Regions from separate parts of the Homo sapiens genome. Here region 2 is linked to region 1. Evidence: chromatin loops called from intact Hi-C (ENCODE). Cell type or tissue: heart right ventricle. All regions are shown on one strand. Links, peaks and the distances in the headings refer to the core of each region. The heading gives the core; the rest is flanking DNA. Region 1 overlaps KCNG4 (potassium voltage-gated channel modifier subfamily G member 4). Region 2 holds the start of LOC124903734.

Evidence for each region. Hi-C counts contacts between places; a loop is a spot of excess contacts. Peaks named below come from ENCODE experiments on the same cell type or tissue, not always from the same donor. Only the 100,000 strongest peaks of a DNase experiment are listed, where the experiment ranks them.
Region 2: a loop joins it to region 1, with 3 times the contacts of the local background. A loop is called at or near these places in 1 of 110 quality-filtered maps.

The regions. Positions count from the first base shown.
Region 1 is chr16:84,226,458-84,230,783 of GRCh38, reverse strand. The region is part of intron 2 of KCNG4 (potassium voltage-gated channel modifier subfamily G member 4); the gene reads left to right. Among named protein-coding and RNA genes, the nearest start is that of KCNG4, 11 kb to the left of the region's middle. In heart right ventricle, for the core only: no CTCF peak of the experiment used is centred there; DNase peaks (open chromatin) are centred at 1,854, 2,363 and 2,832; H3K27ac peaks cover 854 bases.
Region 2 is chr16:84,284,827-84,289,213 of GRCh38, reverse strand. LOC124903734 reads right to left here and starts at 2,663. Exons shown (of 6, transcript XM_047435022.1): 1 at 2,545-2,663; 2 at 168-297. In heart right ventricle, for the core only: no CTCF peak of the experiment used is centred there; a DNase peak (open chromatin) is centred at 2,443; H3K27ac peaks cover 1,918 bases.

The DNA of each region.
Region 1 (4,326 bases), core at 327-4,326:
TGTCAGAGGGACATGCACACCCTATGGCAACCAAGTAAGGTGCCCTTGGTGATGTCTCTGCAGAACCATGGTGGGCTTAGGGAGCAGAACTGCACGGGCTCTTTGGTCCTCGCCTTCCCTCTCATCCTGGACTGTAGACATTTCAGTGTCTTACTAAGGTGGAGGGCAGGGGAAGGAAGGCACAGAGAGAGTTTTCTTTGTTTGTTTATTTTGAGACGGAGTCTTGCTCTGTCACCCAGGCTGGAGTGCAGTGGTGCGATCTTGGCTCACTGTAAGCTCTGCCCCCCGGGTTCACGCCATTCTCCTGCCTCAGCCTCCTGAGTAGCTGCGACTACAGGCGCCCACCACCATGCCTGGCTTTTTTTTTTTTTTTTTTTTTTTGAGATGAAGTCTCACTGTCACCCAGGCTGGAGTGCAGTGGCGCGATATCAACTTACTGCAACGTCTGCCTCCTGAGTTCAAGCGATTCTCCTGCCTCAGCCTCCCGAGTAGCTGGAACTACAGGCGCCCACCACCATGCCCAGCTAATTTTTGTATTTTTAGTAGAGACGGGGTTTCGCCATGTTGGCCAGGCTGGTTTCGAACTCCTGACCTCAGGTGATCCACTAGCCTTCGCCTCCCAAAGTGCTGGGATTATAGGCCTGAGCCACTATGCCTGGCCCACAGAGAGAGATTTTTCAAAGACCAGGCGGGACTCTTGGGGCCTCCTCCCCGGGATGCAGCTCACCTTTTGGGGTGCCATTTCCACCTCCCTGCCTCCTCACCCTTTAGTAAGAGGCCCTGTACAAGAGCCAGCTCCTGCCTCCTCATCTGTCCCTTTCTCGGACCATGAATCAGCTTCCTAAAAAACTGGCCTGCTCTCTGGAGCTTCTCTGTGCTTGGTGGCATTTGGTAATTGCTCTAGCGAATGCTTCTTATCCTAGTTTTGTTGCTTTTGTTTTTTTCCTGCAGCTGTGTCTCTCCCTATGTCCCAGCCAAGAAGCAATATTCCCTGTTTCCTGGCCTGGGGCCTCCTTGATGCTCTGCAGGTGACACTGTTTCCTCTGCCTCCTCACAGTCCCCCCACCTCTGCAGGTCCAACTCCAGCCCCCCGCAAATGCCCCATGCAGACGCCACCACCCACACTCATTCATGAGTCGTTCAGGAAGGGCCCCTGCAGGCCGGGCCTGTGCTGGACACTGGGAGAGTCCCTAGGTCTCTCCTTCGGTGACTGCTGACGGGACACCAGCACAGAGGCGATGGGATGGCGGCCCGCCTTCCCCACACGGGGAGAACCGCTGTGAGATTCAGAGTCAGTGGATACTTCTTAGACCCCTGCTGGGCTCCTGGCCCTGTGCTAGTCATTTCCCTGTTTCCTAATTTAATCCTCACCACAATCCCATTCTACAGATCAGAAAACTGGGTCTCAAGAAGTTATGCAACTTGCCTGACAGCAGCTAAGCTAGTAATGCTCCCTCAGTGGCAGCTGCTTTTTTTTTTTCTTTTTTTTTTGAGACAGGGTCTTGCTCTGTTGCCCAGGCTGGAGTGCAATGGTACAATCTCGGCTCTCCTCCAACCTCCTGGGTTCAAGTGATTCTCATGCCTCAGCCTCCCGAGTAACGGATTACAGGTGTGCACCACCACGCCAGGCTAATTTTTGTGTTTTTAGTAGAGACAGGGTTTCCACACACTGGCCAGGCTGGTCTCAAACTCCCTTGCCTCAAGTGATCTGCCCACTTCAGCCTCCCGAAGTGCTGGGATTACAGGCGTGAGCCACCATGCCCAGCCCAGTGGCAGCTGCTTTCTAGTAAGAATTTGCTGGAACCTCTAGAAGAGAAGTCAGCCATCCAACCCGCCCAAGGTGAAGGCCGTGGAGAGCCGGTGATGGATCAGCCACAGGGCATGAACCGGAGGGCAGCAGCGGGAGAGGACTGAGGAGGAAGAGAAGCAGCGTAGATTTGGGAAGCTTCTACACTGCAGCATCCCTCAGCGGGTCTCCCGGGTGCCCACAATCGCCCTGTGGGATGACAGTTACCTTCCCCACTTCACAGAAGGGAAGACGCCTTCAGAGAGATGACTCATCGGCCAGGTCCCATGGTGGGGCTGACCCCGTCCGGTTGGTTCCAGCACTCTCAGAGCCCTTGTGTCCCAGGGTTGGGAAGTGGGGACAGCTGCTAGAAGGAGTGGGCGGGGGGGTGGCGGGGAGACCTGGGGAGGAGGGATTGCGGCTCGGGGTGAGTAGTGCCTGGGGGGAGGCCCATGGGAGCGGAGTAAAGGAGGGGAGGGTAGCGGAGGGCACGGCTGGCCGAGAGAAAAGTGGCTAAAGGAGTGGGCAGAGGAGTGAGTCAGCACATCCAGGCCCCAGGAGAGCCTCAGAGGAAACAGCTCAGGGCCTCGGGCCAGGGCCAAAGGCACAAATGGTGAACTCACAGCAGGAGGGAGGGGAGGGAGGGATGCCGAGCTGCAGAATGGACCAGCCCTGACTAAGGAGCTGCAGAAGTGAGAGGTGGCCACGTTCTGAAGTGGGGCTGGCAGCATTTTGCTGGGAGGGACAGAGGGGGCGAGGAAGTCTCCAAGGTCAAGACTGTGGGCCCTGAGCCCCTCCCAGATGGAGCTTCCAGAACTGGCCTGCATTGCATCTGCAGGGCCCCCAGGGCAGCAGCTTTGCCCTCAGGAAGCCCCGCTCTGCTGCTGCGTGAAACAGGTGAGGGCCAGGCTGTGGGACCCCCACTACTTCCACTTCCTGCCTCCCCCAGGAGTGTTCAGCCAGCTCAGACTCCGACGATAACTCCCATACCACAATATTGGCCCTTTTAAAGTGCACAATTCGGTGGTCTTTAGTATCATCGTGGAGCTGTGCAGCCATCACTGCTACCCTCCTCCTCCATCCAGCCCCGGACACCCACCCCTCTGCTTTCTGTCTCTGTGGATTTGCCTGCTCTGGACATCTCACATAAGTGGAATCATCCAACATGTCGTGTCTGTGTCTGGCTTCTTTTCACTCAGCATCGTGTTTTCAGGGTGCATCCATGTTGTAGCACGATTTAGCCCTTCATTCCTTTTCATGGCTGACTACTATTCCATTGTATGAATAGGCCGCATTTTATGTATTCACTCATCAGTTTATGGATGTTTAAGTTGTCTCTACTTTGGGGCTATTATGAATAATACTACCATGGACTTTTGTGTACAAGTTTTTTTGGGTTTTGTTTTGTTTTGTTTTTTTCTGAGACAGATTCTAGCTCTGTCGCCCAGGCTGCAGTGCAGTGGCACAAGCTTGGCTCCCTGCAACCTCCACCTCCTGAGTTCAAGTGATTCTCCTGCCTCAGCCTCCCGAGTAGCTAGGATCACAGGCACCTGCCACCATGCCTGGCTAATTTTTGTATTTTTAGTAGAGATGGGGTTTTACCATGTTGGCCAGGCTGGTTTTAAACTCCTGACCCCAGGTGATCCACCCGCCTCGGCTTCCCAAAGTGCCAGGATTACAGGCGTGAGCCACCACACCCGGCCTGTGTACAAGTTTTTGTGTGGACATGTGTTTTCATTTGTCTGAGCTATACACCTAGGAGTGGAACAGCTGGGTTGCATGGTAATTCTGTTTAACCTTTTGAGGACCTGCCAAACTGTTTCCACTGCCGCTGCCCCATTTTACATCCCCACCAGTAGTGATGGGTTCCAGTTTCTCCACAATCTCACCGACACTTGGCTATTGTCTGTCTTTATGATTTTAGCCATCCTAGTGGATGTCAATTTGTGTCTTATTGTGCTTTTGATTATCCTTTTTTTTTTTAACTTTTCATCATGGAGAACTTCAGACATTTACAAGGTAAATAGAATAATATAAGGAACTTCTGGGAAACCATGACTCCATGACTTAGCTACACACAATGGTCAATATTCTGCCGCTTTTGTGTATGTTTGTCTTTGAGACGGAGTCTCGCTCTATCGCCCAGGCTGCAGTGCAGTGGTGCAATCTCGGCTCACTGCAACCTCCGCCTACCAGGTCCAAGCCATTCTCCTGCCTCAGCCCGCCAAGTAGCTGGGATTACAGGCATGTGTCACCATGCCTGGCTAATTTTTGTATTTTTAGTAGCGACAAGGTTTCACCATATTGGTCAGGCTGGTCTCGAACTCCTGACCTCAGGTGATCCACCCACCTTGCCCTCCCAAAGTGCTGGGATTACAGGCGTGAGCCATTGTGCCCAGCCAATATTCTGCCATTCTTGTTTCCTCTCTTTCCATCCCCTCTCCACCTCAGATCACTTATAATCATTTGTTACTATTTTTCTTCTACAGTTTTACAGGTGAAATGTACATACACTGAAATGCACAAATCCTAGGTGTAGA
Region 2 (4,387 bases), core at 161-4,160, 59 kb before region 1:
AATCTACAATAAAAGTTGAAATTTAATAAAAGAAGAACACGGACTCTGCAGCCAGCTTGCTCGGGCACAGACACCTGCTCTGAGACCTCCCAGCTGTGCGACCATGGGCAAGTCACCTGCCCTCTCTGTTCTTTGGTTGACTCATCTGTAAAATGGGAGTAACATACCTGTCTCACAGGGTTGTCGTGAGTGTTGAATGAGTAGTATGTAGAAGACGGTTGTACATGTTCCTCTGTCCTCACTTGACCATAAATTTTTGAGGACAGGGCTGAGCGTTGTCCATCTCCGAAGCTTTCTCTGGGACATGGACAGGAACCTCTTTTAGTGAGCATTTACTATATGCCTGGCACAGTGCTGGGCTCTTGAGATCACCATCTCCACTTCTTCGTTGTGCTCACTCTGCTCTAGCTTCTTCCTTGACAGCTCCCACCCCAGGGCCTTTGCACAGCCCCCCAGTTGCTCTCTCCCCAGATACCTGCTTAGCTGATCCCTCAATTCCTTCCAGTCTGTGCTCCAATTTTGCTTTCTCAATGAGGCTTACCCCAACTGAGCTTTTAAAATCACCATCTGCCTCTTTTACACCACCCTAAATTCCCAACCCCCTTTGTCCTGCTTTCTTTTTCCATAGTTTCATCACCTTCTAATAAATTATGAAATGTACTTATTATGTTTACCACTGATGGTCTCTTTCCCTGTGGTACACAGAATCATGGGCCCTTAAAAGATGTCCACATCCTAATCCCCAGGACCTGCGAGCATGTGGTCTTACCTGACAAAAGGGACTTTGCAGAAGGGATTAAAGCAAAGATCTTGAGATGGGGAGAGTATCCTGGATTATCTGGGTGGGACCAACATAATCACAAGGGTCCTTGTAAGAGGGAGGTAGAGAGTGAGAGTCAGAGGAGATGAATGGTGGAAGTCGGGTGGGGGTGGAAGTCAAGGGAAAGTTGATTTGACACGCTACGCTGTGGCTTTGGAGATGGAGGAAGGGACCATGAGCCAAGGAATGCAGGCAGCCCCTGGAGGCTGGAAAAGTCAAAGGAAGTTCTCCCCTAGAGCCTCAGAGGGAGCACAGTCCTGCAAACCCCTAGAGTTTTCCCCAGTGGGACTCAGGTGGGACTTCTAATCAACAGAACTGTAAAATCATAGACTTGTGAACTTGTTGAGTTCGCAACTGCTAAACTACATGATGCTGAGGCTTCAGATCCCAATGATCCCGTCACCCAGGCCCTAAGCATAGCACCCAATGGCTGGTTCTTCAGCCCACGCCCCCTTTCCTCCCTTCCCCATCTAGTGGTCCCCAGTGTCTATCATTCTCATCTTTACGATCACTTGTAGTCAACGTTTAGCTCCCACTTAGAAGTGAGAACATGTGGTCTTTGGTTTTCTGTTCCTTTGTTAGGTCACTTAAGATAATAGCCTCCAGCTCCATCCATGTGGCTAAGTTTATGGTCATTTGTTACAGCATCAAGAGGAAGGTCGTACTTTGGGAGGCTGAGGCGGGCAGATCACTTGAAGTCAGCAATTCAAGACCGGCCTGGCCAACATGGGGAAACCCCATCTCTATGAAAAATACAAAAATTAGCTGGGCATGGTGGTGGGAGCCCATAGTCCCAGTTACTCGGGAGGCTGAGGCAGGAGAATTGCTTGAACCTGGGAGGCAGAGGTTGCAGTGAGCCAAGATTGCCCCACTGCACTCCAGCCTGGGCGACAAAGCCAGACCCTGTTAAAAAAAAATTAAAAATTAAAAAAAAAAAGAGGAAGGTCCTATACCCACAAGTGGGATATAGGCTCTGCAAGGTCAAGTATCCATGTCTCTTACTGCCTGCAACCCAGCGCCTCGCACAGGGACTGGGCAGCATCAGCCCTCAGTAAGTCCTGGACCGATGGACAGAATCAATGTCATCATCATGGCCCCATCAGGAATGATCCCTGTTCTATAAAGAGATGGAAGGCCACAGAATTTAGGGGCTCTTTCCAAAGTCCCAGCTAGTGACTGAACTCCAAAGTGCTTTCCTCAATATACACAGGGCGTGGTACATGAGACACTCAATAAATGTTCTTCTATTGAGCCATCCACTCCGCAGCAGTATTCAGACCACAGGGACCCAGGATGCCGAGCAGTGACCCCTCAGTTAATTTCTCACAATCATTAACTTATAAAACCACCTTCTGAAGTTTTTGAGACACGAAAGGTAACTACTCGGAGAACACAGCAGCACTGCAGGTCTTGTGTGCGAGGAGAAAAGTTCCAAGAGGAGAAATAAACACAGAACAAATCCGCCTGGGAAACCAGCTGCGTTCCTTTGATCAGTGACAAGTCAGGATCGCAGCCTGACAGCCGGGCTGGATGCTCCCAGCTGGGGCCTGATGTTGCTACCCAGGGCTTGCGTGCCATCATGATTTCAGGGCCACCACCCCTTCCCGGCTTCCTGCCAGGCTCAGAACTGTATGTCCCAAGTGGCAGAGGCCCTTCTAGTTTATCTGAGCTCTGGCAGCCTGAACTTGATCCCAACTTAGCGGGCAGTCCTCTTGGGGACTCACCAACTCATTAGTTCAACTTCCTGCAGATCTGTGGGCGAGGTTTCCTCTGGGAAGGCCTCGGAACTGGCCGGGCCTCTCATCTCCTCTGCTCTGGGGTTTGACCTCTGCTGCCCGCCAAAGGCTTCTGTCCCTCAGAAAAAAGAGGAAAAATGTTATCTTTATTTCGTTATTTATTTTATTTTATTATTTTTATTTTTTTGAGACAGAGTCTCGCTCTGTTGCCCAGGCTGGAGTACAATGGCATGATCTCTCGGCTCACCACAACCTCCGCCTACTGGGTTCAAGCAATTCTCTTGCCTCAGCCTCCCAAGTAACAGGGATTACAGGCATGTACCACCAAGCCTGGCTAATTTTGTATTTTTACTAGAGACGGGATTTCTCCATGTTGGTCAGGCTGGTCTCGAACTCCTGACCTCAGGTGATCCGCCCACCTTGGCCTCTCAAAGTGCTGGGATTACAGGTGTGAGCCACCGTGCCTGGTCGTTATCTTTAAAAATATAAAGGGCACAAGTGCTTCAATGCCTTGCTCTAAGGAGGCAGAGGACACGCTCATAGGTGTAGAGTCCAGGAAAACATCCTTCTTCTCTACCGCCGATAAAACGCCCCGACCTGGGCACTGAGGCCTCACATTCCTTTCCCAGGGAGATAGAACCTTTCTTCCATAGTGATCAGATCAGGCAAAGGGGACAGGTAGCATTCATTTGTACTTCATACTAAAGTGTGAACGACTTCCAGCAGAGAGAAACATACTGGCATGAGGAGGAGGAGCAGAGTACACTCATTCATTCATTCAAATACGTGAGTACCTACTATGTGTCATGCCTGAGGACACCAAGGAGAGTAAAACCAGGCCCAGCCGCAGCCCCTCTAAGGCTTACTGCCACACAGAAGGGCCAGATATTAATCAGTATTTTTAATAATCACTCAGATGGCACCATTTGGTGCCATACATGGTTTTGAGGGCTTTAAAAATAATCACTGTAGCCGGGCATGGTGGCTCATGCCTGTAATCCCAGCACTTTAGGAGGCTGAGGGGAGCAGATCACATGTGGCCAGGAGTTCGAGATCAGCCTGGCCAACATGGTGAAACCCCCCATCTACTAAAAATACAAAAATTAGCCAGGCGTGGTGGCATGTGCCTGTAGTCTCAGCTACTCAGGAGGCTGAGGCAAGACAATCACTCAAACCCAGGAGGCAGGGGTTGCAGTGAGCCAAGATTGCGCCACTGCACTCCAGCCTGGGCAACAGAGCAAGACTCTGTCTCAAAAACTAAATAAATAAAACAAAAATAAGAATATTCACTCATTTAACCTACTACAACTCTTCTAGGTAAGCGCTATCATCACCCCCATTTCACAGATAAGGAAACTGAGTCTTAGATTAACAATTGAGTGGTTTTAAAACAGTCACCATTCATCCATCAAAACTCTGATAAGTAGGTTCTCCTGCAATCCCCACTTTAGAGACAAGGGATTAGGGTCGGAGAGATTAAGAATTCATCATCTGCGCACAACTGATCAGTGGCAGAGCTGGATTCGAACCCAGACACTGGTGTTCAGAACCTGTGCTTGAAACCCTTATACGATGTGTTTACAGGAAGGTCAGGTGCAGCACGGGCACAGAGTGAGGGATTTGACCCAGCTGGAGGGATCATGCAGCCAAAGGCGAGAGAAGGGCTAGAGCCCAATGGCCATGGGGAGGATAGGAAGGATGAGGCAGGCAGACCCTAGGTTTGGGCCCTGAGTGGCAGGGTGGCACCATCCAAACAGAGCCACATGACGTGACCAGTCCTAGCACTTCTGCCTTTGCAGGCCCCTTTCTCTACGGAAAAAAATACATTCAC